2 separate regions of the Homo sapiens genome follow, and region 2 is linked to region 1. A link is an interaction called in ENCODE POLR2A ChIA-PET data of the cell type or tissue named here. Cell type or tissue: Caco-2. All regions are shown on one strand. Each heading gives the region's core, and the rest is flanking DNA. Links, peaks and the distances in the headings are about the cores only.

Region 1 (15,559 bases), core at 4,366-12,365:
ATCTCTGAGGATAAGAACTTCATCTTTGAAAACAGTTGGTGTTCCATACATTTGCATTGAATTGACAGATGAATGAAGGACACTACTAGGACCCATGGCATTCTCTTTGCGGGTTTGTGCTCTAGAAATCAAGTTTCCCTAGGGTATATGCTGTTGTCAGAGGCATTCAAACCAGAGCGACTCCATCTTGAACAGGAGCTGAGTAAAATAATGCTGAGACCTACTGGGCTGCATTCCCAAAAAGTTAAGGCATCCTTAGTCACGCGTTGATGAGATAGGAGGTCGGCACAAGATACAGGTCATAAAAGACCTTGCTGATAAAACAGGTTGCAGTAAAGACACCGGCCAAAACTCAACAAAACCAAGATGGTCATGAAAGTGACCTCTGGTCATCCTCACCACTCATTATACACTAATTACAATGCAGTAGCATGCTAAAAGACACTCCCACCAGTGCCACGACAGTTTACAAATGCCACGGCAACATCAGGAAGTTACCCTATATGGTCTAAAAGAGGGGGAACCCTCAGCTCCGGAAATTGCCCACCCCTTTCCTGAAAAATCATGAATAATTCACCCCCTGTTTAGCATATAATCAAGCAATAAGTATCCTTAGTCCAGCAGCCCAAGCTGCTGCTCTGCCTATGGAGTAGCCGTTCTTTTATTCCTTTATTTCCTTAATAAACTTGCTTTCACTTTATGGACTCTCCCCAAACTCTTTGTTGTGTGAGGTCCAAGAACCCTCTCTTGAGTTCTGTATCAGGACCCCCTTTTCCGATAACACCGGGGGTGCTGACAGGGCAGAAATGCAGCCAGGATCCTTGAGATTTCATTGGCAAATCCCTCCAATTCCAAGCAATCAGGGTGGGTTTTAAAGGGCCCCAGGTTCTTTGCTGGCTTCTTTCTGCCTTGAAGAAAATGAAGTAGAATTTAGTTCTTAGGTAAATCATAGACTTGTGTAGAATGTTGGAGTCATGGAAGCTTAGATGAGCAGGTGGAGACGGGGCAGGGAAAAGTTTTCCTCTACCTTGTTAGGATAATGACTGGGGGCCTGCAAATTAAACTGACAAAAGACAGATTAGCATGAGAAGAGACGGATTTAATCATTTAATCTTATCCTTAAAGGAATTCACACAAAAATGTGACTCAGGAAGGCATTAGAATTGGGAGTTTATATACCATCTTAATAGAGGAAGGAAAAGGGAGAAGGGCACTTACAGGAACACGTGACTTTTAGGAAAGAGAGATGGGCCCTTAGGAGAATAGATGGGAGATATGATAATTTTGTGACAGTCTGTTTAGGTGTGGTGACTTCTAGCCTTCAGAGATAACAGTCAATCTTCCCTGATTGCTCTGGGAGGGGATTTATAATTGAGTTCTTTTGGGAGGCTCTACTTTTAGGCAGATCAAAGATTTCAGGAACTCAAATCCCTTCTGCTCATAATAATTTTTATGCCATGGCAGCATATTCTAGACCCCTTCACTGAAAAGTCCAGGGATTAGATACCAACTACATCATTTAAAGCTGGATCTAGGAGCTCAAACCATTTCATCAAGTCTCAGTTATTTTTCTGTCTCTTACACATGTCAATTAATCAATCTGTTGTCCTCTCCCTCCCTCTCTATGCTGTCTTTCTCTGTGATGGCTTCATTCTCTGGCAAGCTCCTCCCATGTCAGGACCAGATGGCCCCCAGCACCTCCAGATATGCATCAAGCCAATTGCTGTCAATTTTACTTTTCCCAAGAGTTCCAGCAAAATCCCTTGGATTGGGTTTCACTGGATCCAGCAGAAGAAGAAGTCTGCTGATTGGCCAGGCCGGGCACACATGCCCACCCTCAAGCTGGGAGGGTGGAAAAGCAAAGTCAGCCTCACCCAAACCGCATGGACTGAGTGGAGGCGGGGTGGTTTCCCGGAGGATAACTAGGGTGCTGCTAACAGAAGGAGCAGAGTGGATGCTCGGCAAGGGAAAACCACAGATGTCCTCTGTACAGAGTGACTCTACAGTGTAAGAAAAGCTGAATCACAGAGTCATGGGATCACAGAGTCTCAGGAGACCCCTTCAAAGTGGGCTCCTCCAGTTCTTTCTGTGGCAGCTGCTTGCCCGGTGCCTCAGGGAGCCCCATGCTGTCCCTGACTGATGCCTGAGTGCTGGGCAGCCTGGGGAATCGGGGCGAGGGTCCCCCTGGCATTCCCCCCTCCTTCCTCACTGCTCTTCTGCTGGAAGATTCTGGGTCACAGCTGCCCACCAGGCGCCTTGTTTATGCTCCTTCCCAGCGAGCTCTGGGTTCTGGCCATCTGCCAGGCTGGCTGCCAGCCACACTGACCACAGACTACATTCTCTCTCCCTGACACACAGGCCCAGTCGGAAGGACATCCGGGGCTCCTCCAGGGATAGCAGCAGGCCAGGGCACAGAGAGCGGTCCTCTTGGAGGCCGAGGCCTCAGGCCTCTTCTAGACTAGGATAGTGGTCTCCCCTCTCACCTTCCACCAGAGCCACAGCCACGCCTCTCCAGCAACACACTGGAGCATGCAGTTCAGATCTGCTCAGACACTCTTAAGGCTTGGGCCATTACGTTTCTCCCAAGTGAGAGCCAGCAGCAAGAGGAAAAGAAGGGTTAACCTAAACAGAGCCTTACTGAGTAGAAAGGCCAGACCTTCTTCCTCTCCCCGCAACTGGGTCTCAAAGAGATTCCCCAGTGACTCCTGCTATCCCTTCTTCTTTTCCTCCTTCCCTGTTCACTGCTCTCTCCATAGAACATTCCAGCAGAAAGACAGCTTTAAAAACACCTAATCTGGGATAGCTCAGTGGCTCACGTCTGTAATGCCAGCCTTTTGGGAGGCTGAGGTGGGCGGATCGCTTGAGCCCACAAGCTCAAGGTATGCCTGGGCAACATAGGGAGACCCTGCCTCTACAGATAATTTTTTAAAAAATTAGCCAGGCCAGGTGGCACAGACTTGTGGTCCCAGCTACTCAAGAAGCTGAGGCAGGAGGATCACCTGAGCCTGGGAGGTTGAGGCTACAGTAAGTCATTATCGCACTAGTGCACTCCAGCCTGAGTGACAGAGGAGACCCTGTCTCAAAAGAAAAGAAAAAAAAAAAAGCCCGGACACGGTGGCTTACACCTGTAATCCCAGCGCTTTGGGAGGCTGAGGTGGGTAGACCACGACGTCAGGAGATTAAGACCAGCCTGGCCAAGATGGTGAAACCCCATCTCTACTAAAAATGCAAAAAATTAGCCAGGCATGGTGGTAGGTGCCTGTAATACCAGGTACTCGGGAGACTGAGGCAGAGAATTGCTTGAACCCGGGAGGCAGAGGTTGCAGTGAGCCTAGATCTCGCCACTGCACTCCAGCCTGGGCTACAGATGGAGACTCTGTCTCAAAAACAAAACAAAACAACACAAACAAACAAAAAACCCACCTAATCTGGAGATGGCAGGCTGGCAGCTCACAGTCCAGAATACGTTGTACTTGGCCCTCCTACTTTTTAAGAAAAATTTGAGCCAAAGTTTTAATAATCGGGAAATTTCAAATAAAAATTGATGTGTTCAATTTCTCTAGAAAGTGTGTGAGATCTGCTAACATTGGGCATCCATGTCCACATGGCACCAATCAGCATATGCTGAGTGCCAGTTGCCCTAAAGACAGAGTGGGCATCCTACATGTTCCCCATAGACAGTCAGCAGGCCCCTCTTATTCCCCTCCACTGAGACCAAGTGCCAGTTGTCATTTTCCTTCACTCCTTTTTTTTTTTTTTTTTTGAGACTCAGTCTTGCTCTGTCACCCAGGCTGGAGTACAGTGGGGCAATCTCAGCCTGCTGCAACCTCGGCTTCCCAGGTTCAAGTGATTCTCTTGCCTCAGCCTCCTGAGTATCTGGGATTACAGGTACATGCCATCATGCCTGGCTAATTTTTGTATTTTTAATAGAGATGGGGTTTCACCATGTTGGCCAGGCTGGTCTCAAACTCCTGACCTTAAGTGATCCACCTGCCTTGGCCTCCCAAAGTGCTGGGATTACAGGTGTGAGCCACCACGCCCCGCCATCATTTTCCTTCACTCTTGCATTTTTTTTTTAATTACTTTAGATAGTCTGCCTCTACGGATTCATCAGAAATAGGAAACGAGACTGAGAGTGTGGCATGTTTCAAGGAAATCAGAAGAGAACCTACGTGTTTATAGAGGAAATGAATATTCCTAGACGTTTCTATTATTGGCATGACCCCAGTGTAAGCATTTGCATTTGTAACCCCAATCTCATCAACCGCCTGCTAGTTTGCAGTAGGACTCATCTAGGCCCAGAAAGGTATATCCAGTCCCTTGGCCAAGGCTGGGCTGAGTCAGAAAAAAGGGGATGTAAAGGGGGTTTGGGGTTCCCTCCATCCACACCTGCTCTCAGCATAAATGAAGACATCTTTTCAGAAGCAACATCACCGTCATCTCCATGCCTCTCACTTTAAGGGGGAAGTTAGCCAGGCTTGGTGGCACATGCCTGTAGTCCCAGCTACTCAGAAGGCTAAGATGAGAGGGTTGCCGGAGCCCAGAAGTTCGAGTCCTGCCTGGGCAACATAGTGAGATCCCATCTCTAAAAAAATTTTAAAAAGAGGGAGCCAGCCGGGCATGGCAGCTCACGCCTGTAATCCCAGCACGTTGGGAGACTGAGGTGGGTGAACCACCTGAGGTCAGGAGTTCAAGACCAGCCTGACCAATATGGTGAAACCCCGTCTCTACTAAAAATACAAAAATTAGCTGGGCATAGTGGTGTGTACCTGTAGTCTCAGCTACTTGGGAGGGTGAGACAGTAGAACTGCTTGAACGCAGGAGGCGGAGGTTGCAGTGAGCTGAGATGGTGCCACTGCACTCCAGCCTGGGCAACAGAGCAAGATTCTGTCTCAAAAAAAAAAAAAAAAAAAAAAAAAAAAAAAAAAAAGGGCTGGCACAGTGACTCACGCCTGTAATCCTAGCACTTTGGGAGGCTGAGGCGGGCAGATCATGAGGTCAGGAGTTCAACAGCAGCCTGGCCAACATGGTGAAACCCCATCTCTACAAAAATATGAAAATTAGCTGGGCGTCATGGCGGGTGTCTGTAATTCCAGCTACTTGGGAGGCTGAGGCAGGAAAATCGCTTCAACCCAGGAGACGGAGGTCGCAGTGAGCCAAGATCGTGCGACTGCACTCCAGCCTGGGCCACAGAGCGAGACCCTGTCTCAAAAAAAAAAAAAAAAAAAAGCCTTTGAGGAAAGAAGGGTGGGAAGGACCAAAGGCCATCATCTGAGGAACCGTCTAGGAGCTGGGAGCTGACCTGTTCTCAGGGCTCCAGGCTCACTGCAGCGATGCCGGGAAGCTGACTTCTCACCAGAGGGAAGAAGTTTCTGTTGAATCTTGTTGTTTGAATGGGCTGCCTGGAGAGACAGGAAGTTCCTGCTCTTGAAGACCATCAGGAAAGACACAAGACCACTGGGGAAGTTGTAGGAAGAGTTAAGATAGAGGGTCTGGGTTGAGCCGACGTTATTTTTTGGAGGATCTCTGATAAATATCAGAGGCTTTGGGAGCCCCCTAAAATTACAAAAAGTTACATGTCTTAGGAGAGCATTTATGACTTTTTTCAGATTCAAAGGGACACCTGAGCCTACAAAAAGGTTATCATCCTCAAAAAACAAAACATAGAACTACCATATGATCCAGCAACCCCACTGCTAGGTATGTGTTCAAAAGAAAGGAAATCAGTTTGTCCAGAGCTATCTGTACCCTTGTGTTTATCACAGCACTACACAATAGCCAAGATATGTAATCAACCTCAGTGTCTGATATGGTTTGGCTGTGTCCCACGTGAATCTCACCTTGAATTGTAACAATCCTCACGTGTCAAGGGGAGGGCCAGATAATTGAATCATGGGGCGGTTTCACCCATACTGTTCTCCTGGTAGTGAATAAGTCTTACGAGACCTAATTTTTTTTTGTTTGTTTGTTTTTGAGACGGAGTCTCACTCTGTCTCCCAGGCTGGAGTACAATGGCGCATTCAGCTCACTGCAACCTCCACCTCCTGGGTTCAAGCAATTCTCCTGTCTCAGCCTCCCGAGTAGCTGGGACTACAGGCGCCCACCACCACGCCTGGCTTATTTTTGTATTTTTAGTAGAGACAGGGTTTCACCATGTTGACCAGGCTAGTCTTGAACTCCTGACCTCTGGTGATCCACCTGCCTCGGCCTCCCAAAGTGCTGGGATTACAGGCGTGAGCCACAGCGACAGGCAGGAGTTGCCATTCTTTACTCCTTTACTTTCTTAATAAACTTGCTTTCAGACCGGGCACAATGGCTCACGCCTGTAATCCCAGCACTTTGGAAGGCTAAGGCGGGCAGATCACCTGAGGTCAGGATTTTGAGACCAGCCTGGCCAACATAGTGAAACCCTGTTTCTACTAAAACTACAAAAAAAAAAAAAAAAAAAAAAAATTAGCCAGGCCTGGTGGCAGGTGCCTGTAATCCCAGCTACTCGGGAGGGTGAGGCAGGAGAATAGCTCGAACCTAGGAGGCAGAGGCTGCAGTGAGCCAAGCGTGCCACTGCACTCCAGCCTGAGTGACAAGAGCCAGACTCTGTCTCAAAAAAAACCAAAAAACAACCAAAAAAAACTTGCTTTCACTTTACTCTATAGACTCTCCCCAAATTCTTTCTTGCATGAGGTTCAAGAAACTTCTCTGGTGGTCTGGATCAGGAGGACCCCTTTCTGGTAACAAAACCAAAAAGTACACACATAACCAACTTCAGTTAAAGACAAATGTCAAGAATACAATAACACCAGGTCGAACGAGAGAGAGTGAAGAGATGGGGCTGTCATGGGCAGGATTCTCTGAGGGGGTGCTGGCTGAGTTTCCCTCCTGCCAGCTGCCAGCGAACTTAAAACCCCACCATGGCCTTCATTCCTCAGAAGATCCCCAAGAGGAAGCTGTTTCATCCTTGTTTTACTGTGAGGGAATGAGGCTTCCGGAGGTTAAATAACTTACCCAGGCGCAGAGCTTGGAAGTGGCCTGCAGGGATTCGAACCACCACACCCCTTGCACTGCAGTCTGTTTACTTCTCTGACATTGTGTTGGCTCCATTGTGAAATGAGTGGGTTGGCCTAAGACTCCTAAAGGGTCCTTCCTCTAAAATCATATGTATAGAGAGTATACAAAGGAGATCTGTCGGCAACTGACACCTCGGAGAGCAGGTGTTCGGGCTATTTTCTCTCCCCACAAGGAATAAAATACTAATTATGACATGAAAACTGAGAGGGCCAGGCTTACTGATTTTCTACTGCTCATCAGGGGATTCAGAGAAAGCGTATCAGTGGTTTAGCAGCTGCAGAAACAGGTCGGTAGTTAAGATACCAAATGCAAATACCTCAGGCTCGGAAATTCCTGCCCTGTTGAAACAAAGGACAGGATCTCAGGCGGTTTGCTCGCAGGGCTCCCGCAGGTGGACCGTCCCAGCCAGGAGCTTAGTGTGTGTGGGAGCCTGCTTCTAGATGTTTATGGTCAGTGGGTTCACACTCACTCACAGGAGCATCCTCCTCTGACTCTGCAGCCAAATCTGAGTCCCACGTGGCCTTGGCTGTGAAGCTGCACCCCCGACTGAGACCACAGACCGCGTTTGCCAACTTGCTTGTTCTGGCCTCCGAGCTCTTGGATTCTCACTTTTTTGAACTACATCTAAGAAAAAGTGGTCATAATAAATATTTGGCTCCTAACTGACCTTATAAGATGATGCCATTTGCTAACTGACCTTATAAGATGACGCCATTTAATTTTTTTTAACTGTGGTAAAATATATGTAACATAAAATTTACTTTTTTTTTTTTTTGAGACAGAGCCTAGCTCTGTCACCACACTGGAGTACAGTGGCGCGATCTCAGCTTCAATGCAACCTCCATCTCTTGAGTTCAAGCAATTCTCCTGCCTCAGTCTCCCAAGTACCTGGGATCACAGGCACATGCCGCCATGCCCAGCTGATTTTTGTATTTTTAGTAGAGACGGGGTTTCACTATGTTGGCCAGGATGGTCTCTATCTCCTGGCCTCGTGATCCGCCCACCTCAGTCTCCCAAATTGCTGGGATTACAGGTGTGAGCCACCGTGCCCGGCCTTTTTTGTTTGTTTGTTTTTTGAGACAGAGTCTTGCTCTGTCGCCCAGGCTGGAGTGCAGTGGCACAATCTCGGCTCACCGCAAGCTCTGCCTCCCAGGTTCACGCCATTCTCCTGCCTCAGCCTACCGAGTACCTGGGACTACAGGCACCCACCACCACACCCAGCTAACTTTTTGTATTTTTAGTAGAGACGGGGTTTCACCATGTTAGCCAGGATGGTCTCGATCTCTTGACCTTGTGATCCGCCCGTCTCGGCCTCCCAAAGTGCTGGGATTACAGGCGTGAGCCACTGCGCCTGGCCTCAGAGGGGTCTTTTTAAAGTGCAAATCCAGAGGCTGGGAGTGGCGGCTCACGCCTGTAATCTCAGCACTTTGGGAGGCCAAGGTGGGTGGATCACATGAAGCCAGGAGTTTGAGACCAGCCTGAGCAACATGGCGAAACCCCGTCTCTACTAAAAATACAAAAATTAACTGGGCGTGGTGGCAGGCGCCTGTAATCCCAGCTACACAAGAGGCAGAGGCAGGAGAATGGCTTGAACCCGGGTGGCGGAAGTTGCAGTGAGCAGAGATCATGCCACTGCATTCCAGTCTAGGCAGCAGAGTGAGTGAGACTCCATCTCGAAAAATAAATAAATAAATGAAAAATAAAGTACAAATTCAGTCCTGCCGCTGGACTGATAAAAACTCTTCAGTGTCTTCCTGAGAGCCTCAAGAAAAAGTCTAGGCTGGCTTATAAATTCCTATGTGTTCCTGCTCATGTCTCCCTCTTCATGACAGTCAGACAGAAGACTCCCAATGCAGCCTTCATCCAGGGTTTCTCCACTTTGACACTATTGACATTTTGGGAGAAATCATTCTTTTTTTTTTTTCTTGAGCTGGAGTCTTGCTCTGTCTCCCAGGCTGCAGTGCAGTGGCGCAATCTCAGCTCACTGCAACCGCCGCCTCCCAGGTTGAAGCGATTCTCCTGCCTCAGCCTCCTGAATAGCTGGGATTACAGGCGTGTGCCACGACGCCTGGCTAATTTTTGTATTTTTAGTAGAGATGGGGTTTCGCCATGTTGGCCAGGTTGGTCTCGAACTCCTGACTTCAGGTGATCCGCCCGCCTCAGCCGGATTGTTGGGATTACAGGTGTGAGCCACCGCGCCAGGCCAAAATCATTCTTTGTTGTTGGTGCTGTCCTGTGCATCTCAGGATGTTCTTTGGCTTCTACCCACTAGATGCCAGTATCACCTCTCCCCAACCTCACCTCCAGTCATGATAACCAAAAGTTTCCAGCCACTACCAAGTGTCGCCTGGGGTACAAAATCAGCCTACACCCGCTCTCTGTCCTTGGTGGCTACAGGAGCATTTACTTACCTGGCAAAATCTCACAGTCTTCAGGTTTCTCTCCTAAATGGCCCCAACATGCTGTACCTGTGTTTTCCCCACTAGACTGTGAACATCCTGAGGACAAGGACCATGTCTAATTCATCTCGGTGTCCTCAGCAGCACGAGTCAGAAGCCACTTGTCAGAGTTTCTCTGCTTTGTGGGAGGAGAGGGTGGTATGAACAGGTGGAAGACAAGTCTCTTGGTGTACACATTTGCCGGCTGTGTCTGTTTACATTCCATTTATGCAGTTCCTGCTATATGTAAGCAAAAGGTACAAGTAGCATCTCAATTTAATTTTTGAAACCTTATGTGTTAGGGATTCTGATCCCATTTTACAGAGAAGAAGAAACCAAGGCATAAAGAGAAATGACTCGGCCAGGCACAGGGGCTCACACCTGTAATCCTAGCACTTTGGGAGGCCAAGGTGGGCAGATTGTCTGAGCTCAGGTGTTCGAGACCAGCATGGGCAACATGGTGAAACCCCATCTCTATTAAAATACAAAAAAAAAAAAAAATTAGCTGTGTATGGCGGTGTGCGCCTGTAGCCCCAGCTACTCGGGAGGCTGAGGCACGAGAATTGCTTGAACCCAGGAGGCAGAGGCTGCAGTAAGCTGAGATCATGCCACTACACTCCAGCCTGGTGACAGAGCGAGACTCCATCTCAAAAAAAAAAAAAAAAAAAAAAGAAAAGAAATGACTCACCCAAGATTCCATATAACCTGGAAGTAGCATGGCTGGTATTCAAACCCGGGATTCTCTGGTTCTAATGCCCCTGTTCCTATCAGTTTCATATTCTCCTCCTGTTGTGATTGTAAACCTAGAGGCTCAAATTCATCAGAATATCAGGGTTAGGTGGACCTTTAGAATTGCACCATTTCAGGCACATGCTGGTAGGTCCTAACCTCTGTGCTAACTCCAATCCATTGGTGGTAGCTGATGAGAACACTGTGTTGACAATAATTCTGAGGCTGATTAACACATGTACCATCATCAATTGGCAAACCCTGCCATGGCAGGGGTGTGTGTGGCGGAATGTAGGCTGTCAGCCATCCCAGAACTGGTCCAAACCCCTTACTTCATAAGTGGAGAAACCAAGGCCCAGAAAGCTGATGACCAAAACCTGTTACTGTCTTTTTTTTTTTTCTTTTTTTGAGACAGAGTGTCACACTGTTGCCCAGGCTGGAGTGCAGTAGCATGATCTTGGCTCACTGCAACCTCTGCCTCCCAGGTTCACGTGATTCTCCTGCCTCAGCCTCCCGAGTAGCTGGGACTACAGGTGCCCATCACCACACCTGGCTAATTTTTTGTATTTTTAGTAGAGATGGGGTTTCACTATGTTGGCCAGTGTGGTCTCGAACTCCTGACCTCGTGATCTGCCCACCTCAGCCTCCCAAAGTGCTGGGATTACAGGCGTGAGCCACCGTGCCCGGCTACTATCTGTCTTTTTAAATATTATAGCCATCTAGTGACTGTGAAGTGTTATCTCATTGTAGTTTTGATTTGCGTTTACCTGATTGCTAGTGATATTCAGCATCTTTTTGTAAGCTTCTTGGCGATTTGTCTATCTTCTTTGGACAAATGCCTACTCAATGTCTTTGTCCTTTTTTTAAAAAAAATTTTTTTCAGATGGGGTCTCACTATGTTGCCCAGGCTGGTCTCAAACTCCTGGGCCCAAGTGATACCTGCCTTGGCCTCCCAAAGTGCTGGGATTACAGGCATGTGGCCACTGCACTTGGCCTTCTTTGTCCATTTTTAAATTGGGTTGTCTTATTATTATTATTATTTTTTGAGACAGGGTCTCACTCTGTCATCCATGCTGGAGTGCAACGGCATGATCTTGGCTCTCTGCAACCTCCGCCTCCCAGGCTCAAGTGATCCTCGCACCTCAGCCTCCCGAGTTGCTGGGACTACAGGTGTGTGCCACCACACCCGGCTAATTCTTGGTAGTTTTGTAGAGATTGGGTTTCGCCATGTTGCCCAGGATGGTCTTGAACTCCTGAGCTCAAATGATCCACCTGCCTTGGCCTCCCAAAATACTGAGATTATAGATGTGAGCCATTGTGCCCTGCTGGGTTGTTTCATTATTATTGAGTTGCAGGTGTGTGTGTTTTTTTTTTTTTTTTTGAGACTGAGTTTCGGTCTTGTTGCCCAGGCTGGAGTGCAATGGCATGATCTCAGCTCTCTGCAACCTCTGCCTCCCAGGTTCAAGAAATTCTCCTGCCTCAGCCTCCTGAGTAGCTGGGATTACAGGCATGCGCCACCACATCAGGCTAATTTTGTATTTTTAGTAGAGACAGGGTTTCTCCATGTTGGTCAGGCTGGTCTCGAACTCCCGACCTCAGGTGATCCGCCCATCTCTGCCTCCCAAAGTGCTGGGATTATAGGCATGAGCCATCGTGCCTATCTGTAAGTGTTTTTATACATTCTAGATACAACTCCCTTATCAGATGTATAATTTGCAAAAGTTTTTCCCCATTCTGTGCGTTGTCTTCACTTTCAACACAGGCTTTAAAACCAGGATTGGGTTCAAATTCCAGTTCTTCTACTTCTCTGTGACCTTAGGCAAGTTATTTAACTTCTCTCACCTTCAATTCCTTATCTGGAAAACAGGCATAAAAATACCTATGTTACAGGCATGCTGTGAAGATAAAAACAGATAAACAGTGCAAACAAAGTGGTATGGCTAGATGCCATACAGGTGACAACCAGCATGGGTAAGTATAACATGGAACAATGAGTAAGTCAGAAAAGCAACAATGCATCAAACTCCCAAAGCCTTCTGGTGCAATAATTCCCAAACTTGTTTTGGGAATATCTAAGAGGGTCTCTAGCCACCTTAGAGGATTCTGTAAAAATCTCAGAGTTAATAGCAATTTATTTTAGGATCAAAACAAAACCTAATGCTGCATGTCATAAAACAGTTGGTTGCGCAAGATACTTCTGTGTGATAGGAATGAGTAATGAAGAGGGGGACAATGGTTAAAAATCAAGCAAATCAAATCAGACATCCAGCGGGCGCAGTGGCTCATGCCTGTAATTCCAGCACTTTGGGAGGCCGAGGCGGGCAGATCACTTGAGGTTAGGAGTTTGAGACCAGCCTGGCCAACATGGTGAAACCCCATCTCTACTGAAAATACAAAAATTGGCTGGGCGCAGTGGCTCACATCTGTAATCCCAGCACTTTGGGAGGCCGAGGCAGGTGGATTGTTTGAGATCAGGAGTTCGAGACCAGCCTGACCAACACAGTGAAACCCCGTCTCTAATAAAAATATAAAATTAGCCAGGTGTGGTGGCACACACACCTGTAATCCAACTACTCAGGAGGCTGAGGCAATAGAATCGCTTGAACCCAGGAGGCAGAGGTTGCATTGAGCTGAGAACGCACCACTGCACTTCTGCCTGGGTAACAGAGCAAGACTCTGTCTAAAAAAAAAAAAAATAGCCGGGAATGGTGGTGGGCACCTGTAATCCCAGCTACTCTAAAGGCTGAGGCAGGAGAATCTCTTGAACCTGGGAGGCAGAGGTTGCAGTGAGCCAAAATCATGCCATTCATTGCACTCCAGCCTGGGCAACAAGAGCAAAACTCCATCTCAAAAAAAAAAAAAAAAAAAAATGCACGGTGGCTCATGCCTGTAATCCCAGCACTTTGGGAGGCCGAGGTAGATGGATCAAGAGGTCAGGAGTTTGAGACCAGCCTGGCCAAGATGGTGAAACCCTGTCTCTACTAAAAATACAAAAATTAGCCAGGCACGGTGGTGAGCACCTGTAATCCCAACTACTCAGGAGGCAGAGGTTGCAGTGAGCCAAGATCGCACCACTGCACTCTAGCCTGGGAGACAGAGCAAGACTCCGTCTCAATAAAAAAAAAAAAAAAAAAAAAAAAATCAGACATCCACAAGCAAAAAATGAACCTCAACCTAAACCTTATACCTTATACACAAGTTAAATTGAAATGGATCATAGACTTACATGTAAAATGTAAAACTATAGAACTTTAAAAAAATAGGTGAAAATTCAGTATCTAGGGCTAGGCAAGGAGTTCTTACACTTGACACTAAAAAGCATGATTTCGCCGGGCTCAGTGGCTCATGCCTGTAATCCCAGCGCTTTGGGAGGCCGAGGTGGGCAGATCACCTGAGGTCAGACCAGCCTGGCCAACATGGTGATACCCTGTCTCTATTAAAAATACAAAAATTAGCTGGGCATGGTGGTGCATGCCTATAATCCCAGCTACTTGAGAGGCTGAGGCAGAAGAATCACTTGAACCCAGGAGGTGGAGGTTGCAGTGAGCCGAGTTGTTGCCACTGCACTCCAGCCTGGGTGACAAGAGCAAGACTCCATCTCAAAAAATCAATCAATAAATAAATACAAATAAAAAGCATGATTTATATAATAAAAACTTCATCAACTGAACTTTATTGAAACTTCAAACTTTTGTTCTGTGAAAGCCCCTGTGAAGACAATGACAAGACAAAGTACATGTTGGAGAAAATATTTGCAAGCCATATATCTGACAGAGGATTAATATCTAGAATATAGCAAAAACTCTCAAACTTGACCGGTTGTGGTGTGCTGTAATCCCAGCACTGTAGGAGGCCAAGGTAGGAGGACTGCTTGAACCCAGGAGTTCAAGACCAGCCTGGACAACACAGTGACAACCCATTTCTACAAAATATTTAAAATACAGCTGGGCATGGTGGTGCACATCTGTAGTTCCAGCTACTCCGGAGGCTGAGGTGGGAGGATTGCCTGAGCCCAGGAGTTGGAGGCTGCAGCAAGCCATAACTGTGCCACTGTACTTCAGCCTGGATGATAGAGTGAGACCCCACTCAACTCAACTCCAACAAACAAAGAACAAAAACAGAAAAACAAAAAACGCCTCAAACTCAATAGTTAAAAAAAAAAAAAAACAAACAATCTGGTTGGAACATGAAGCAAAAGTTCATCAAAGCGAATATATAAATGAGAAATAAGTATATTTTCACATTCAGTATTATTCACCGTTAGGGCAATGCAAATTAAAAACCACAATGGGTTATCACTTACATAAGTATCCGAATGACTAAAATAAAAAATAGTGACAACAACAAATGCTGGTGAGGATGCAGAGAAACTGGATCACTCATACATTGCTGATGGAAATATAAATGGTACAGACACTGTGAAGAACAATTGGGCAGATTCTTAAAAAACTAAACATGCAACTACCATACAATGCTGCAATTGCGCTCGTAGGCATTTATCCCAAGAAAATAAAACTTACAGTTACACAAAGCCTGTATAGAAGTGCATATAGCAGCCAGGCGCGGTGGCTCATGCCTGTAATCACAGTACTTTGGGAGGCTGAGGCAGGTAGATCACGAGGTCAAGAGATCGAGACCGTCCTGGCCAACATTGTGAAATCCCGTCTCTACTAAAAATACAGAATTAGCTGGGGGTGGTGGTGCGCGCCTGTAGTCCCAGCTGCTCAGAAGGCTGAGGCAGGAGAATCACTTGAACCCAGGAGGTGGAGGTTTCAGTGAGCCGAGATCATGCCACTGCACTCCAGCCAGGCAACAGAATGAGACTCTGTCTCAAAAAAAAAGAAAAAAAAGAAATGTGTATAGCAGCATGATTTGTAATAGCCAAAACTGGAATCAACCTACAGGTCTTTCAACAGGTGAACAGTCAAACAAATAGTGAAAGCTACATACCATGAAATAGTACTCAACAACAAAAAGGAAGGAAATACTGATATATGCAACCACTGAGAAGAATCTCCAGGGAATTAAGCTAAGTGAAAAAAGCCAATTCCCAAATAGTATTTACTGTATTGTTCCACTTACATAACATTTTGAAATGATAAAATTTTAGAAATGGAGGCAGATGAACAGTTGCCAGAGATTAGGGATGAAGAGGAGAGGCAGGAGTTAGGTTTGGTGTGGTTATGAAAGAGCAACATGGCTGGGTGTGGTGGCTCACGCCTATATTCCCAGCACTTTGGAAGGCTCAGGTGGGTGGATCACCTGAGGTCAGGAGTTCGAGACCAGTCTGGCCAACATGGTGAAACCCAGTCTCTACTAAAAATAAA
Region 2 (15,559 bases), core at 3,250-11,249, 53 kb after region 1:
TACACAGGAGGAAATGGAGGCTCATTTAATTTGGCCAGTTAACTTGTAAGTGGCAAAGCAAGATTCAGATGTAGGTTGATCCCATTCTAAAACCTTTGCTTTTTCTACTTGCATATTAGAAAGCTAGTTGGGCTAAGTTTTAGTTTAAGCAGAAAGTAAAGAATGGCATGTTTCTGAAAGTTGCGTATTTCTGAAAGTTAGTGCTTCTCTTGATTTCATTGCCTCTGTGGAGATAATATAAAGGATATAGTTGTTGGAGCCAAGCAGATTCTTTAGTTGGGTAAAAGCTGTGAAACCTGGCTCCGGAGACTCCACTAGTTCCTTAGCTGAATACCGGGGAATACATAGTAAGCTCTGAAGTTTTAGTTCTTGCCTCCAATGAGATTAACATTTGGGAGACTAAATGTGTAATGTATTTGTGCTTTTCTTCAGTCTTCAAAAGGACTAGTTATTGCTTTTATAAATTTCTTCCATATTTTATGCTTGACGTTATGCATGGTACAGAAATGTCTTTGTAAAATTGGAAGAGCTGTCTACTGTGTGGAAAAGGTGTTTGAGTCTAGAACACAGGATTTAATATATGTGTGGATGACTAAGAGTCTGCTTTTGTAATCATTTGAAATGCTTCCCCTCCCTGTTGTATTATTATTTTTTGCATTATTTTCAGATTTATTTGGTTGGAGAACACATTTTTGAGGAGAATCATTCTGTGAAAAAAAAGGAGCTGGACATACATAACTCAAGAAAGAAAAGAAAGTGGTACTAAATAGTAAATTATTGACTGGACAGAGTGTTAGGTGCTTGGGCTTTTTTTCTTTTTTTTTTTTGACACAGAGTCTTGCTTCTGTCACCCAGGCTGGAGTGCAGTGGCGGGACTTCGGCTCACTGCAACCTCCATCTCCGTGGTTCAAGCAGTTCCCTGCCTCAGCCTCCTGAGTAGCTGGGATTACAGGCGCACGCCACCAAGCCTGGCTAATTTTTTTGTATTTTTAGTAGAGACAGTGTTTCATCATGTTGGCCAGACTGGTCTCGAACTCCTGACCTCAGGTAATCCTCCTCCTCGGCCTCCCAAAGTGTTGGGATTACAGGTGTGAGCCACCACTCCTGGCCTGGGCTTTAATTTCTAATATTGGTACTAGCCTCTCCTATTAGCACTGTGCCTTTGGGCAAATCATTGTGCCTTACTAAGCTCCATTTCCTAGTTCTTAGGCTAATTGATTTAGCTTTGGGCAGTTCACTTAGACACAAGCAAACAAACTTTACGCCTCAGTTTATATGTAAAATGAACAGAATGACCAGGTGGCCTGGTTTTCCCTGTACTACCCTGGTTTGTTATGTCCTCCTTTCTATCTTCTAGGTAGCTTTCTTTGGCCCATAAATGACACAGTAATTTTGAGGATATTTTTAGTATCTGGTTAAAATCAGATTTTGTTGAGCATTGTATTTACTTAACACTGGATGCCTGGCCGGGTGTGGTGGCTCATGCCTGTAATCTCAGCAAGTTGGGAGGCTGAGGTGGGTGGGTCACGTAAGGTCAGGAGTTCAAGACCATCCTGGCCAACATGTCAAAACCCTGTCTCTACTAAAAATACAAAAAATTATCTGGGTGTGGTGGCATGCACTTATAATCCCAGCTACTCAGGAGGCTGAGGCAGGAGAATTGCTTGAACCTGGGAGGTGGAGGCTGCAGTGAGCCGAGATCGCACCACTGCACTCTAGCCCGGATGACAGAGAGAGGCTCTTTCTAAAAAGAACTGGACGCCTTTAAGTGAAGCATGCATTCTCTAGCTTACTTTGTGCTCTTTTTTTCTTTCTTTTTTTTTCTTTTTTCTTTTTTTCCTTTTTTTTTTTTTTTTTTTGAGAAAGGGTCTTGCTCTGTCACCCAGGCCAGAATGCGGTGGCACACTCACAGTTCACTGCAGCCTCAACCTCCTGGGCTCAAGCAATCCTCCCACATCAGCCTCCCAAATAGCTGCAGCTACAGGTGCATGCCACCATGCCTGGCTAATTTGCGTCATTTTGGTGGAGACAGGGTTTCGCTTTGTTGCCCAGGCTCATCCGCCTGGGCCTCTCAAAGTGTTGGGATTACAGGTGTAAGCCACAGCACCTGGCCACTGTTGTTTTATACCCAGCTCTCTTAGTTTAAATTACCTGTCTGCTTCTGAGCTCATTAGCAACGTCTAATGACAATAGTCTAAATGCTAGCAGATGAGAATAATCAATTAACCCTACAAATTCAGTTTGGGTTTTCCTGTTCTCATTTTGTCCTTAATCTTAGCTTTTTAAATTTTGATATATAGTAAGCATTCCTTCAGGATTCTAAACTGTCTTAATGATTATTTTATTTGTTTAGAGATAGGGTCTCACTTTATCACAGAGACTGGAGTGCAGTCGTGTGATCATAGCTTACTGTAGCCTTGAACTCCTGGGTCCAAGTGATCCTCCCACCCCAGCCTCCCATGTACCTGGGACTAGAATCTCATGCCGCTGTGCCTGGCGAGTTAAGAAAAAAAAAAAGTGCCAGGCGCGGTGGCTCACGCCTGTAATACCAGCACTTTGGGAGGCCGAGGTGGGCAGATCACCTGACGTCAGGAGTTCAAGACCAGCCTGACCAATATGATGAAACCCTGTCACTACTAAAAATACAAAAATTAGCCGGGCGTAGTGGCATGTGCCTGTAATCCCAGCTACTTGGGAGGCTGAGACAGGAGAATCGCTTGAACCCGGGAGTTAGAGGTTGCAGTGAGCTGAGATCATGCTATTGCACTCCATCCTGGGCAACAAGAACAAAACTCTGTCTCAAAAAAATATATATATTTTTTGTAGAAACTGGGTCTCGCTATGTTGCCCAGGCTGGTTGCAACCTCCTGGCCTCAAGTGACTAGTAATCCTCCCTCCTTGCCCTCCCACAGTGGTAGGATTACAGGCATGAGCCACTGCACCCAGCCTAAGTGATTATTATAGGCAAAATAATAAGTCATTGGTGTGTCATTTTTTTTTTTTTTTTTTTTTTGAGACAGAGTCTTGCTCAGGTTCAAGTGATTTTCTTGTCTCAGCCTCCTGAGTAGCTGGGAGTACAGGCTTGTACCACCAAGCCCGGGTAATTTTTGTATTTTTAGTAGAGACGGATTTCATCATGTTGGCCAGGCTGGTTTCAAACTCCCGACCTCAGGTGATCTGCTTGCCTTGACCTCCCAAAATGATGGGATTACAGGCGTGAGCCACTGCACCCAGCCTTTTTGTTGAACTTTATTTTTTTATTTTATTTTATTTCATTTTGAGGTGGAGTTTCGCTCTTGTTGCCCAGGCTGGAGTGCAATGGCATGATGTCGGCTCACCGCAACCTCTGCCTCCTGGGTTCAAGTAATTCTCCTGCCTCAGCCTCCCGAGTAGCTGTGATTACAGGCATGCACCACCACACCTGGCTAATTTTGTATTTTTAGAAGAGACGGGGTTTCTCCATGTAGGTCAGGCTGGTCTTGAACTCCCGACCTTAGGTGATCCATCTGCCGCGGCCTCCCAAAGTGCTGGGATTACAGGCTTGAGCCACCACGTCCGGCCAGTGCAGATATCTAAAAAGATAAGGACTTTAAAAACAACAATCTTACTACCATTATTACACCTGAAATAATAGCAGTAATCCTTTTATATCATCAAATATTCAGTCACTGTTAAAATGTCAGACTGTTGGCCGGGCACCTTAGGAGGCTGAGGCAGGTGGATCCCTTGAAGGCAGGAGTTTGAGACCAGCCTGGCCAACATGGTGATACCCTATCTCTGCTATAAAAATTAAAAAAATTAGCCGGCTGTGGTGGTGTGTGCCTGTAATCCCAGCTACTCGGGAGGCTGAGGCAAGAAAATCACTGGAATCCGGGAGGCGGAGGCTGCAGTGAGCTGAGATTGTGCCATTGCACTCCAACCTGGGTGACAGAGCAAGACTCTATCTCAAAAAAAGAAAAAAAAAAAGGACTGTCAAAATTAATAGCTCAAGACTGTTCAGTTTTCAAATTAGGATCCAAATAAAGCTCATACATTGCAATTGGTTAATTTTCTTGTCCTTTTCATCTGTAGTTCTGCTGTTACTTTTATTCACTTGCAATTTACTGTTAATCCATGGACTTTGTAGAATTTTTTACATTCTGGATATATATATATATATATATTATTATATTATTTTATATATATATATATATATATATATATATATATATTTTTTTTTTTTTTTTTTCCCAGTTGCATCCTCTTGCATTTCCTTGTTTTAAAATAGTTATTGTCCCTCAGGAACAAACTGAAAGGGCAAGAACCACAGCCTTATCAAGGCCTCTCTTCAAAGCCTCTCCTTGTTTTGGGTCAGTAGAAATGATTATGGATGTCTTACCTGCTGGCAAACTTTTAGGTCTATCCCTTAAACACAGTCCTAAGTTTAGTATTGCAGACATAAGAAAATTGAACCACTCAAGACTATTTGCAAAGAGCAAAAGCCTTCAGCCCAGGCTTCTGAAGAGGTAGTTCTTCACTCCTCATAGTTATAAAGCCACCTGGAAATCCTTAAAAATCTTCTTGCAGAAGCTTTTAAATGGGGGGAAAAAAGTGAAAAATCCTGAAAGGTCTTTCTGAATCATTTTTTTTTTTTTTGGAGCAGGGGATGTGACAGGAAATAAGGAATCATGAAGTAAGGGTTTATGCTCGAAAATGCTTGTGTAGCTGGGTGCAGTGGATCATGACTGTAATCCTAGCATTTTGGGAGGCTGAGGTGGGTGGATCACTTGAGGCCAGGAGTTTGGGACCAGCCTGGCCAACATGGCGAAACCCCATCTCTACTAAAAATACAAAAATTAGCTGGGTGTGGTGGTGTGCACCTGTAATCCCAACTGTTCAGGAGGCTGAGGCACGAGAATTGCTTGAACCTGGGAGGCAGAGGTCGCAGTGAGCTGAGATTGTGCCACTGCACTCCAGCCTGGGTGACAGAGTGAGACTCTATCTGAAGACAAAAAATAAAAACTTGTGTGGCTGGGCATGGTGTCTCTTGCCTGTAATCCCAGCACTTTGGGAGACTGAGGCAGGAAGATCACATGAACCCTGAGGTTTGAACCAGCCTTGGCAACATACTGAGACCCCATCTCTTAAAAAAATGCTTGGGCATTTTAATTTTGTGGTATGTGCATATTAAAGGGGGTAGCTAGCTGTATTTCAGAATTGATGTTTTTACAAATACTGTGTGTGTGTACATGGGGGTACTGTTGGATTAAAAATAATTGATGATTTCCTTAGGAAACTTCAGTTTTCACTAAGTTCTTGAAAGCAATTTGTAGAAAATTTACGTGTTTTTTGAGGAAATATAAACCAAGACAATGATTTCTTTTCTTTACAGAGACCATGAAACGTATGGTGCAATAGCCCTACTTTTGGTGGGAAAAATATACAGCCATTCTGGTGAAGCAGTGAGTAGTGGTATCAGTAGCTTATACTACAGTGTCCAGGTTGAGAACTTAGGCCCTCAAGTAGTATGCTTGAATGATTGTGTTGTGGTACATTATAAGTAATATTTTTTTGGTGATTATTCTGCTTATATGCCAAGATGTCAATAAAGGCTTTACACAGTGAAACAGAGAAGAGGCAAGTGCCAGTCACTCCCTGACCCACACAGCTTTAGGACGCCCACTACTGTGCAGTATGTGTTGAGAGTGAGCTCTTCCATTGCATGTTGCATTAATATGATCTTTTTCAGAAGTGATTATTAGTTGGGCATTAAACCTGGTTTCATTCTGAGTCTAAAGAATCCTCCGGGCCACTCTGCCTATGGGGTAGCCCTGCTCTGTCTATGGAGAAGCTACTCTAGAAAAAAAAGAAAAAAAAAATAATCCTGTAACAAATTATGGAATTAAAAATAAAACTTAAAAATATATTTTATACACTAGATGTGTTATACACAAACTATGCTAGGCATGTTTTATTGGACTTGGGGTTTCCTTTTTTTTTATTTTTGAGATGGGTCTCGCTTTTGTCGCCCAGGCCAGAGTGCAATGGTGCAATCTTGGCTCACTGGAACCTCCGCCTTTCGGGTTCAAACAATTCTTGTGCCTCAGCCTTCCTAGTAGCTGGGATTTCAGGTGCCTGCCACCATATCCGGCTAATTTTTGTATTTTTAGTAGAGACAGAGTTTCACCATATTGGCCACGCTGCTCTTGGACTCCTGGCCTCGGCCTCCCAAAATGCTGGGATTACAGGCATGAGCCACCGCGCCTGGCCTGGACTTGGGGTTTCTGATGAGGTTTTCAACCTCTTACTGTAAATAAGACTGTACTTTACTGTGTACTATTTTAAAGTAAAGCTCTTGTTGAAACAAGGTCTAATCTTCCTAAGATCAGGTTTTCTGTGGGACTACTAAAGAGTTTATATATTATGTGCTTATCTTCACTGTAATGGCTGAGTTAATTTCATATTGATAAAAAATGAAAGATGTGTTAGTAGTTATTTTTGTCTATAAAGTGCATCATTATTTCCTGGTATTTATTTACCCTGTTTTCCCTAAATTCTTGAGTAAATTCAGACACACAGTACCAGAACAGAAGCTTGTTGTAGTGGCAGGTATTGCAAGAAAGTAATTGGAGATTAAGTTATATTCTAGGTAGATTTAATATAGAATGCCTTTACTAAACACTTTTGGGCAGTGGTTGTCAAAAGAAATGTGCATAGATTTCTGAGCTTCATTCCATCATTTTGCATTTTAAACAAAGTGATTCTGATACAGAAGATTCTTGGACCATATTTGGAGATAACTGATTTTTAGGGGGTAGTTTGCCAAAGTATTTAATAGAACAATCAATTTGTTAAGCCTGTTTTAAAGGTTCCCGGTTAAGGCCGGTCACGGTGGCTCATGCCTATAAATCCCAGCACTTTGGGAGGCCAAGGTGGGTGGCTCATTTGAGGCCAGGAGTTTGAGACCAGCCTGGCCAACATGGTGAAGCCCTGTATCTACTAAAAATACAAAAAAATTAGTTGAGCGTGGTGGTGTGTGCCTGTAATCCCAGCTACTTGGGAGGCTGAGACATGAGAATCACTTGAGCCTGGGAGGTGAAGGTTGCGTGAGCTGAGATCTCCCCACTGCACTCCAGCCTGGGTGAAAGAGTGAGACTCTGTCTCAAAAAAAAAAAAAAAAAAAAAAGGTTAATGGTTAGTTAACAATGAGACATAATTACAAACTAAGCAATGTATCATGTGGGGATGGGCAACTCGGGTGGCTGATCTAAATCCTTATTGTAGAGCTGGTGATTAGTCTTGCAAATGATTTCCTGAATCTATAAGTTTAAGCAGTCCATAATTTTCATTTCTTTACCCTTGAACCAATTTTATGTAGTTGACTTACTATAGAATAGTGGATTTTAGCCTTTTAAAACTCATAATCCCTATAATACTTAATTTCACTTTTTTGCATATTTCTTGTTTTTTTAATGTGTGAGGTTTTAAATTTTTGTTTATTTTTTCCTGCATATTTAATCTAAGAAGGTTGCCAAGTTTTACTTTCTGTGTTTTATAGTAGCTACTATGTATTTTCAATTTCTGTGCTAAGTCCTGTGCCAAATACTTTGTTTACATTGTTTCATTTAACTCTGGCAAATCTGCTGAAGTAAATTCTATTAATCCCCATTTCATAGATAGACACCAAGGCTCAGAGGTTACTTAAGCAAAATTGCCTAAAATTGTAAATGGTAGATAATAGTAGATATATTCAAGATGCCTTTTTGAATGATACAAAATTTTCCGGGGTTTGAAAACCTTGTTCTAATTAAAATGTACTTAACTATATTTCGCCATACCACTTAGTTTATAGTTTTGCTGGGGAGTTAACCTGGCAGTTAGAAATAAGAGTTCTCTGTTCCTCACTCAACCAGGCAACAGCTATTTGCTGTAAACATAAATTGCTCTTCAGTTCAATATAGTGAACTTTGGACATTTTTGGAAATCATATTTCTTCTACATGGTCCTGGGTCTTAAATTAGATAGCATGCTGTTTTGCCTTGATTGGCTTGGATTTGGCAGTAGTGAAACCTACTTGTTCATAAGAGGAAGTACAAATTGTCAGCTTTGAAGCCTGTTAAGCACAGGTCAGTGTTTAGTAAGTGCTGGATGACTGAATTTGAAAAGGATTTCAGACTAAAATAAGTTGTTAGGTAACCTTTCTTTGAGGAATTTTTTTTTTTTTTTTTTTTTGAGATGGCGTCTCATTCTGTCACCCAGTCTGGAGTGCAGTGGTGCGATCTTGGCTCACTGTAACCTCTTTCTTAATCTTTTTCTCTTTCTCTCATTAGCACCTGGGGCTGATGGCTTATGAGGAAATTGTTATAGTCTTTTAGTAGGTAAGTTTTGTCCCTATAGTCCCCTTCTGGCATGCTTGCTTTCTTTTTTCCATTTTTGTTCTTTTTTTTTTTTTTGAGATGGAGTCTCGCTCTGTCACCAGGCTGGAGTGCAGTGGCGCGATCTCGGCTCGCTGCAACCTCTGCCTCCCTGCAACCTCTGCCTCCCAGGTTCAGGCGATTCTCCTGCCTCAGCCTCCCGAGTAGCTGGGACTACAGGCGTGTGCCTCCGTGCCCGGCTAATTTTTTATATTTTTATTAGAGACAGGGTTTCACAGGATGGTCTCCATCTCCTGACCTTGTGATCCACTCTCCTCAGCCTCCCAAAATGCTGGGATTACAGCTGTGAGCCACCGCGCCCAGCCTGTTTTTTTTTTTTTTTTTTTTTTTTTGCCTTAGAGACAGAGTCTCTGTTGCTCAGGCTGGAGTGTAATGGCATGATCATAGCTTACTGCAGCCTTGAACTCCTGGTCTCAAGTGATCCTCCTGCCTCAGCCTTCTGAATAGCAGGGACTACAGGCCTGTGCCTCCACACCTGGCTAATTGTTTTATTTTTAGTAAATTGTTTTATTTTTAGTAACAACAATGTCTTGAACACCTAGGCTCAAACGATACTCCTGCTTTGGCCTCCAGAAATGCTTGGATTACAGGCGTGAGCCACAAGGCCTGGCCACCAGTATGCTTTCTAAACATTATTGAAAAGGGCTCATATTTGAGAATGTAAGGGAAAGGGAATTATTTTTGTGTTCTTCTTTGTAATTTTAAAATGATGGGATCAGACTAGAATAGCTGTGCTTTAAGTTTGTTTGTTTGTTTTTGTTTTTTTTGAGAGGGAGTCTCACTCTGTCGCCCAGGCTGGAATGCAGTGGCACGATCTTGGCTCACTGCAAACTCTGCCTCCTGGGTTCAGGCAATTCTCCTGCGCCAGCCTCATGAGTAGCTGGGATTACAGGCATCCACCATCACGCCTGGCTAATTTTTTTGTATTTTTAGTAGAAATGGGGTTTTGCCATGTTGGCCAGGCTGGTCTAGAACTCCTGACCTCAGGTGATCCACCCGCCTGAGCCTCCCAAAGTGCTAGGATTACAGGTGTGAGCCACTGTGCCTGGCCACGTTTTTAACAAAGTAATTTAGATACATTTAATTACATCACTAGACAGAAGACTTCACTAGCCTCTCTCTCTGTCCTTTTTTTTTTTTAGAGGCAAGGTCTTGCTCTGTCATCCCGCCTGGAGTGCAGTGGTGCCATCATGGCTCACTTCAGGCTTAACCTTCTGGGCTCAAGCGATCCTTTCACCTCAGCCTCCCAAGTAGCTGGGACCACAGGCGTGTGTCACTACACTCAGCTAATTTTTTGTAGAGGCAGGGTCTCCCTGTGTGGCCCAGGCTGATCTCAAAATTCCTGGCCTCAACCTCCTAAAGTGCTAGGATTACAGGCATGAGCCATTGCTATCACTCTCAGCCAGTCTCCTCTTTTTCTTTTTTCATTTCTTTTTTTTTTTTTTTTTTGAGACAGAGTCTCACTCTGTTGCCCAGGCTGGAGTGCAGTGGTGCATCCCGGGTCACTGCAACCTCCGCCTCCCAGGTTCACGCCATTACCCTGGCTCAGCCTCCTGAGTAGATGGGATTATGGATGCACACCGCCAGGCCCTTCTAATTTTTTTGTATTTGTAGTAGAGGTGGGGTTTCACCACGTTGGCCAGGCTGGTCTTGAACTCCTGGTCTCAAGTGATCCACCCACCTCGGCCTCCCAGAGTGTTGAGATTACAGGCATGAGCTACTGCTCCCAGCCAGCCTTCTTATTAAGAGACTGGTTATTCTCCGTCTATCATACTCTTAAACTGGCAGCCCTCTCCACTCAGGCACACTCACCAACATGCCCTCCTCTTTTTCTGCCAGATGGATCACCTTTATTTTATTGCTTATGTAAGCCTCTGAATCCTTAATAATATTCAGAATGGATAACTAGTCTTCACCATTTACCACTCCCTGTTTTGCTCTTCACTTAATCTGCTTGAGCCTTTCTAGGTCCCATTCCCTGCAAAGCCCATTTCCTGATCACTAATCCACGGTGATTTATTTCCTTCCGAAGACTGTAACCTCATTTGGCATTGACTGGTACATTCTGGTCTCACCTACTGAAGCTGTGTCCTAGGGCTGAGACTGTTTTATACTATCAGACCAGTTAGCATACTTGTTTTTTAAACATTTTATTTATTTTTAAGAGATGGGGGTCTCACTGTGTTTCATATAGACTTATGCTTAGTGATAATTGAGGTGAATTTGCTGGCATTTACCACTTAAGTTGGATAGATTTTCTTTTTTGTGTGCTTTCTTTGCATAGAAGTATTGGTGGAACTAAGTAAACTGAATTCATGCTTTTAAAAAACACTTTTTTAGCTTCTTATTTTTAGATAGTTTGAAACATAGCAGAGAATTCTTGGAAACTCTTTCTAGAGTCACTCATTTGTAACATTTTGCCACATTTAATTTGTCATTCTCTATGTAAATAAATTTGTTTCCTGAACTGTTTGAGACTGAGTTGAAGACATCATTCTCCTTTACTTATGCTGGAGCATTTCTTTTCTAAGATCAAAGGAAAACTATAGCCACAGTATAGTTTTCAAATTAAAGAAACATTGATAGAGTACTTTACTTTGTATCTCATGTTTCATTATTTCTTCAATTTTTCCGATAAAAATTTCCTTCAATGTGTTTTTTATTCTCTAGTAAATGATTATGTATTACATTTACTTGCAATATAATTATGTAGCAATTATGTAATAAGGACTGTTCCTCAATTTGGATTTGCCTGATATTTACTCCTGAGAGATTTAGGTTATGCAGGCAATGTTGTGTTCTCGGAACACCACATCTGCAGGCCCATGATAGCCATGTGCCCTCATTGGCAATGTGTACTTTGATTCTCCCTCAAGTTAGGGTGTTGTCCTGTTTCTCCGCTATGTAATTACTGTTTCCCTTGCACTAATAATTCTTTACCAATGTACTGCTTCTCATAAAACTTTCCCCTCTATATTTAGCTAGATATACATTTATTTTTTTCATTGTTTCATATTTTAATTTTTTACTTAATTATGAGATCAGGTCTCACTGTGTTGCCCAGGCTGGACTTAATTAAACTCCTGGCCTCAAGTGATCAGCCTCTTGATTAGCTAGTATTATAGGCTTGAGCCACCATGCCTGGCTGCATTTTTTTTTTTTTTTTTTTTTTTTGAGATGGAGTCTCGCCTGGTTGCCCAGGCTGGAGTGCAGTGGCATGATCTGTAAACTCGCCTCCTTGGTTCAAGTGATTCTCCTGCCTCAGCCTCCCAAGTAGCTGGGATTACAGGTGTCTGTCACCACCCCTGGGTAATTTTTTGTATTTTTAGTAGAGATGGGATTTCAGCATGTTGGCCAGGCTGGTCTTGAACTCCTGACCTCAGGTGATCCACCTGCCTGGCCTCCCAAAGTGTTACAAGCGTGAGCCATTACACCTGGCTGCATTTTTTTTTTTTTTTTTTGACACCAAGTTTCACTCTTATTGCCCAGGCTGGAGGGCAATGGTGTGATCTTGGCCCACTGCAACCTCTGCCTCCTGGATTCAAGTGATTCTCCTGCCTCAGTCTCCCAAGTAGCTGGGATTACAGGCGCATGCCACCACGCCCGGCTACTTTTTGTATGTTTAGTAGAGACTGGATTTTGCCATGTTGGCCAGGCTGGTCTCGAACTCCTGACTTCAGGTGATCACCTGCCTTGGCCTCCCAAAGTGCTGGGATTACAGGCATGAGCCCCAGTGGCCGGCCACGCATTTTTTTTTTTTTTTTTAATAGTTGGTTCTTTCTATGTTGCCCAGGATGGCCTCGAACTCGGGCTCAAGTGATGCTTCTGTTTTAGCCTCCTAAATACTTTGGACTATGGGCATGCCTGTCTTAGATGCACATTTTTAAAAGTTTTTTGAAATTGTAAAAAAAAAAATAACAAAATGTATTTTAACCATTAAGGATACAGTTCAATAGTGTTAAGTACATTCACATTGTTGTGAAACAGATCTCCGGAAGTTTTTCATCTTGCAAAACTAAAATTCAATAGTTTTTAAACAACAGCTTCCCATTTCTGCTTCTCCACCTGCTGTCAACCATTCTACTTTCTGCTTCTGTGAATTTGACTACTTTAGATACTTTTCATGTAAGTGGATTCATACAATATCTTTTTATGATTGGCTTACTTAATGTCTTCAAGACTCATTCATGTTGTAGCATGTGCCATGATTTCCTTTTTTTTTGAGACAGAGTCTCACTCTATCACCCTGGCTGGAGTGCAGTGGCGTGATCTCTTCTCACTGCAACCTCTGCCTCCTGGGTTCACACAATTTTTGTGCCTCAGCTTCCCCAGTAGCTGGGATTACAGGCATGCACCACCATGCCCACTAATTTTTGTATTTTTAGTAGAGACAGGGTTTCACCATGTTGGCCAGGCTGGTCTTGAACTCCTGGCCTCAAGCAGTCTGCCTGCTTCAGGCTCCCAGAGTGCTGGGATTACAGGTGTGAGCCACCACACCCAGCCTATGATTTCATCCTTTTTAAGACTGAAACTATTATTTTGTATAATATATTTGTATATCTATATATCTCTATCTGTCTAGCTCATACTTTGTCCTTTCATATGTCAGTAGACACTTGGGTTGCTTCCACCTTCCACCTTTTTGGCTAATATCTCTTTGAGATCCTGCTTTCAATTCTTTTGGATATGTACCCAGAAGTGGGATTGCTGGATTGTATCGTAATTCCATTTTTAACTTTTTGTAAAATTTTCTTTTGCATTTAGCTATTTCATTTTTTCTCAGGTTAAACTTTGACATCGTAACCAGTCTCACAAAGAGATGAAATATGAACCACAATAAGCTTGCTTCAGTTTTACCTCTTCCGTGATTTAGTTTGCTGCTGTTTGTAAGGCAAGGTAGTTTCTAAAATCATTGGCTCAAAATAAAATGAATCTGGATATTATTGTTTTTTTCTTTTTCCTTTTTCTGTAGAGACACCATCTGGCTATGTTGACCAGGCTGGTCGTGAACTCCTGGCCTGAAGCTATCCTCCTGTCTTGGCCTCCCAAAGTGCAGGGATTATAGGCATGAGCCACCATTCCTGCTCCTGGCCTTTTTTTGTTTTGTTTTTGAGACAGGGTCTCTGTCACCCAGGCTGGAGTGCATTGGTCCAATCATGGCTCAAGCAATCCTCCCACCTCAAGCCTCCTAAGTAGCTGTGACTACAGGCATGTGCCACCACGCCTAGCTAATTTTTATTTATTTATTTTTATTATTATTTTTTGAGAATGAAGTCTCACTCTGTCTCCCAGGCTGGAGTGCGTGCAGTGGTGCGATATTTTGACTCACTGCAGCCACCGTCTCCCAGGCTTAAACCGTTCTCCTGCCTGAGCCTCCCCAGTAGCTGGGACTATAGGTGTGCGCCACCATGCCTTGCTCATTTTTGTATTTTTAGTAGAGATGGGGTTTCACCATGTTAGCCAGGCTGGTCTCGAACTCCTGACCTCAGGTGATCCGCCTGCCTTGGCCTCCCAAAGTGCTGCGATTACAGGCGTGAGCCACTGTGCCCAGCAACACAAAGTAACTGTTAAACCCTAGTGTTCTTCCCCCTTAAAATTTTGGCACTGGCCAGGTGCAGTGGCTCACGCCTGTAATCCTAATACTTTGGGAGGCCAAGGAGGGCAGATCAGTTGAGGCCAAGAGTTTGAGACCAGCCTGGCCAACATGGCGAAACTCCATCTCTACTAAAAATACAAAAATTAGCGGGGCGTGGTGGCACACACCCACTTGGGAGGCCAAGGCATGAGAATTGCTTGAACCTGGGAGGTGGAGGTTGCAGTGAGCTGAAATCAGGCCACTGCGCTCTAGCCTGGGCAGCAGAGTGAGACTCTGTTTCCAAAAAAAAAAAAAAAATTTTTTTTTTGGCACTTACTCCTAAATTATTAAGATATTTATTTTAAAAGAATTTTGGGGCCGACTGTGGTGGCTCACACCTCTAATCCCAGCACTATGGAAGGCAGGCCGATTGCTTGAGCCCAGGAGTTCAAGACTACTCTGGGCGACATAGGGAGACCACGTCTCTATTAAAAAGAAATTTTCTTTTTGAATAGTATTACAGATTCACAGAAAGTTTTATTTTCAAGGAATTGCAGATTTGCAGACAGTTGCAGTATTTTTAATTAAGCCGTAATACCTGAATCGTTTTAGTTTAGAATCTTTGGGTAGTGGTTAAAGACTGAAAGTGGATAAGGGTTAGGAGTCACTAATACGTTAACACATGCCTTTATGCTGCACAAATTGGGTAGGGTATCTTATTACTCAACTCTTGGGAGTATTTGTAGAAAGTTATTTTGGAAAACTTAAAGCAAGGGATACCAGTCAGCCTTTTCAGCCTTTCACCTAAACACTTGTTCAATAAAATCTTGGTGAGCATTCACATGAGACGTAAATGTCTTCCCTTAGAAAAAGCTAAAGCAAAGGTGCTTGCTAAAATATCAGATTCCAGTTCCACTATAGGAAAGTTTTATGATTTATGTTTTGGGCAGGACTTAGGAATTTCCACTGCAAACACTCCGAGGAGTTGTGATGTGTTTTTTCACAGACTGTACTTGAAGAATTAGGGTTTTGTTTTGTTTTGTTTTTCTTTTTGAGGTGGAGTCTCGCCCTGTCACCCAGGCTGGAGTGCTGGAGTGCAGTGGCGTGATCTCAGCTCACTGCAACCTCGGCCTCCTGAGTAACTGGGATTACAGGCGTGCACCACCACACCTGGCTGATTTTTGTATTTTTAGTAGAGACGGGGTTTCACCATGTTGGTCAGGCTAGGAGAAATTAGGGTTTTTAAGGGACCATAGTTTTGTTTCTACTTTATATTCTTATTAAGTTTATAGTTTCATAGGTTAGTGGTTCTCAAACATTTTAGCCTACTTAGAAAATCTGTTTTACATCTGGATCCATATATCCTTATATACATGTGTGAAACAGATTCATTGCAGTTACAGATATTTACTTCTACTCTTAACTCTGATTTTATTTTAATCATAGTGTGACCCCTGAAATTGATTTCAAAATTAATGTCTCCATCCTTAGTTTGGTAACACTGCCCTAGGTGTTATCTGTGTAAGGGTGACAGCATGGTTACTGAAATGAAGCAAAGACAGACATGTGA

Evidence for each region. Peaks named below come from ENCODE experiments on the same cell type or tissue, not always from the same donor. Only the 100,000 strongest peaks of a DNase experiment are listed, where the experiment ranks them.
Region 2: POLR2A ChIA-PET joins it to region 1 with 16 read pairs; 15 of 35 experiments call an interaction of 5 or more read pairs at or near these places.

Annotation. Positions count from the first base shown.
Region 1 is chr5:160,152,091-160,167,649 of GRCh38, reverse strand. No RefSeq gene overlaps it. Among named protein-coding and RNA genes, the nearest start is that of PWWP2A, 40 kb to the right of the region's middle. RefSeq lists enhancers at 359-959, 1,614-1,908, 4,442-5,096, 5,754-6,409, 7,631-7,700 and 2 more and a silencer at 1,614-1,908. In Caco-2, for the core only: no CTCF peak of the experiment used is centred there; DNase peaks (open chromatin) are centred at 7,129, 7,429, 11,874 and 12,179.
Region 2 is chr5:160,098,427-160,113,985 of GRCh38, reverse strand. All of the region lies in intron 1 of PWWP2A (PWWP domain containing 2A), which reads left to right. Among named protein-coding and RNA genes, the nearest start is that of PWWP2A, 13 kb to the left of the region's middle. RefSeq lists a silencer at 7,967-8,167. In Caco-2, for the core only: no CTCF peak of the experiment used is centred there; no DNase peak of the experiment used is centred there.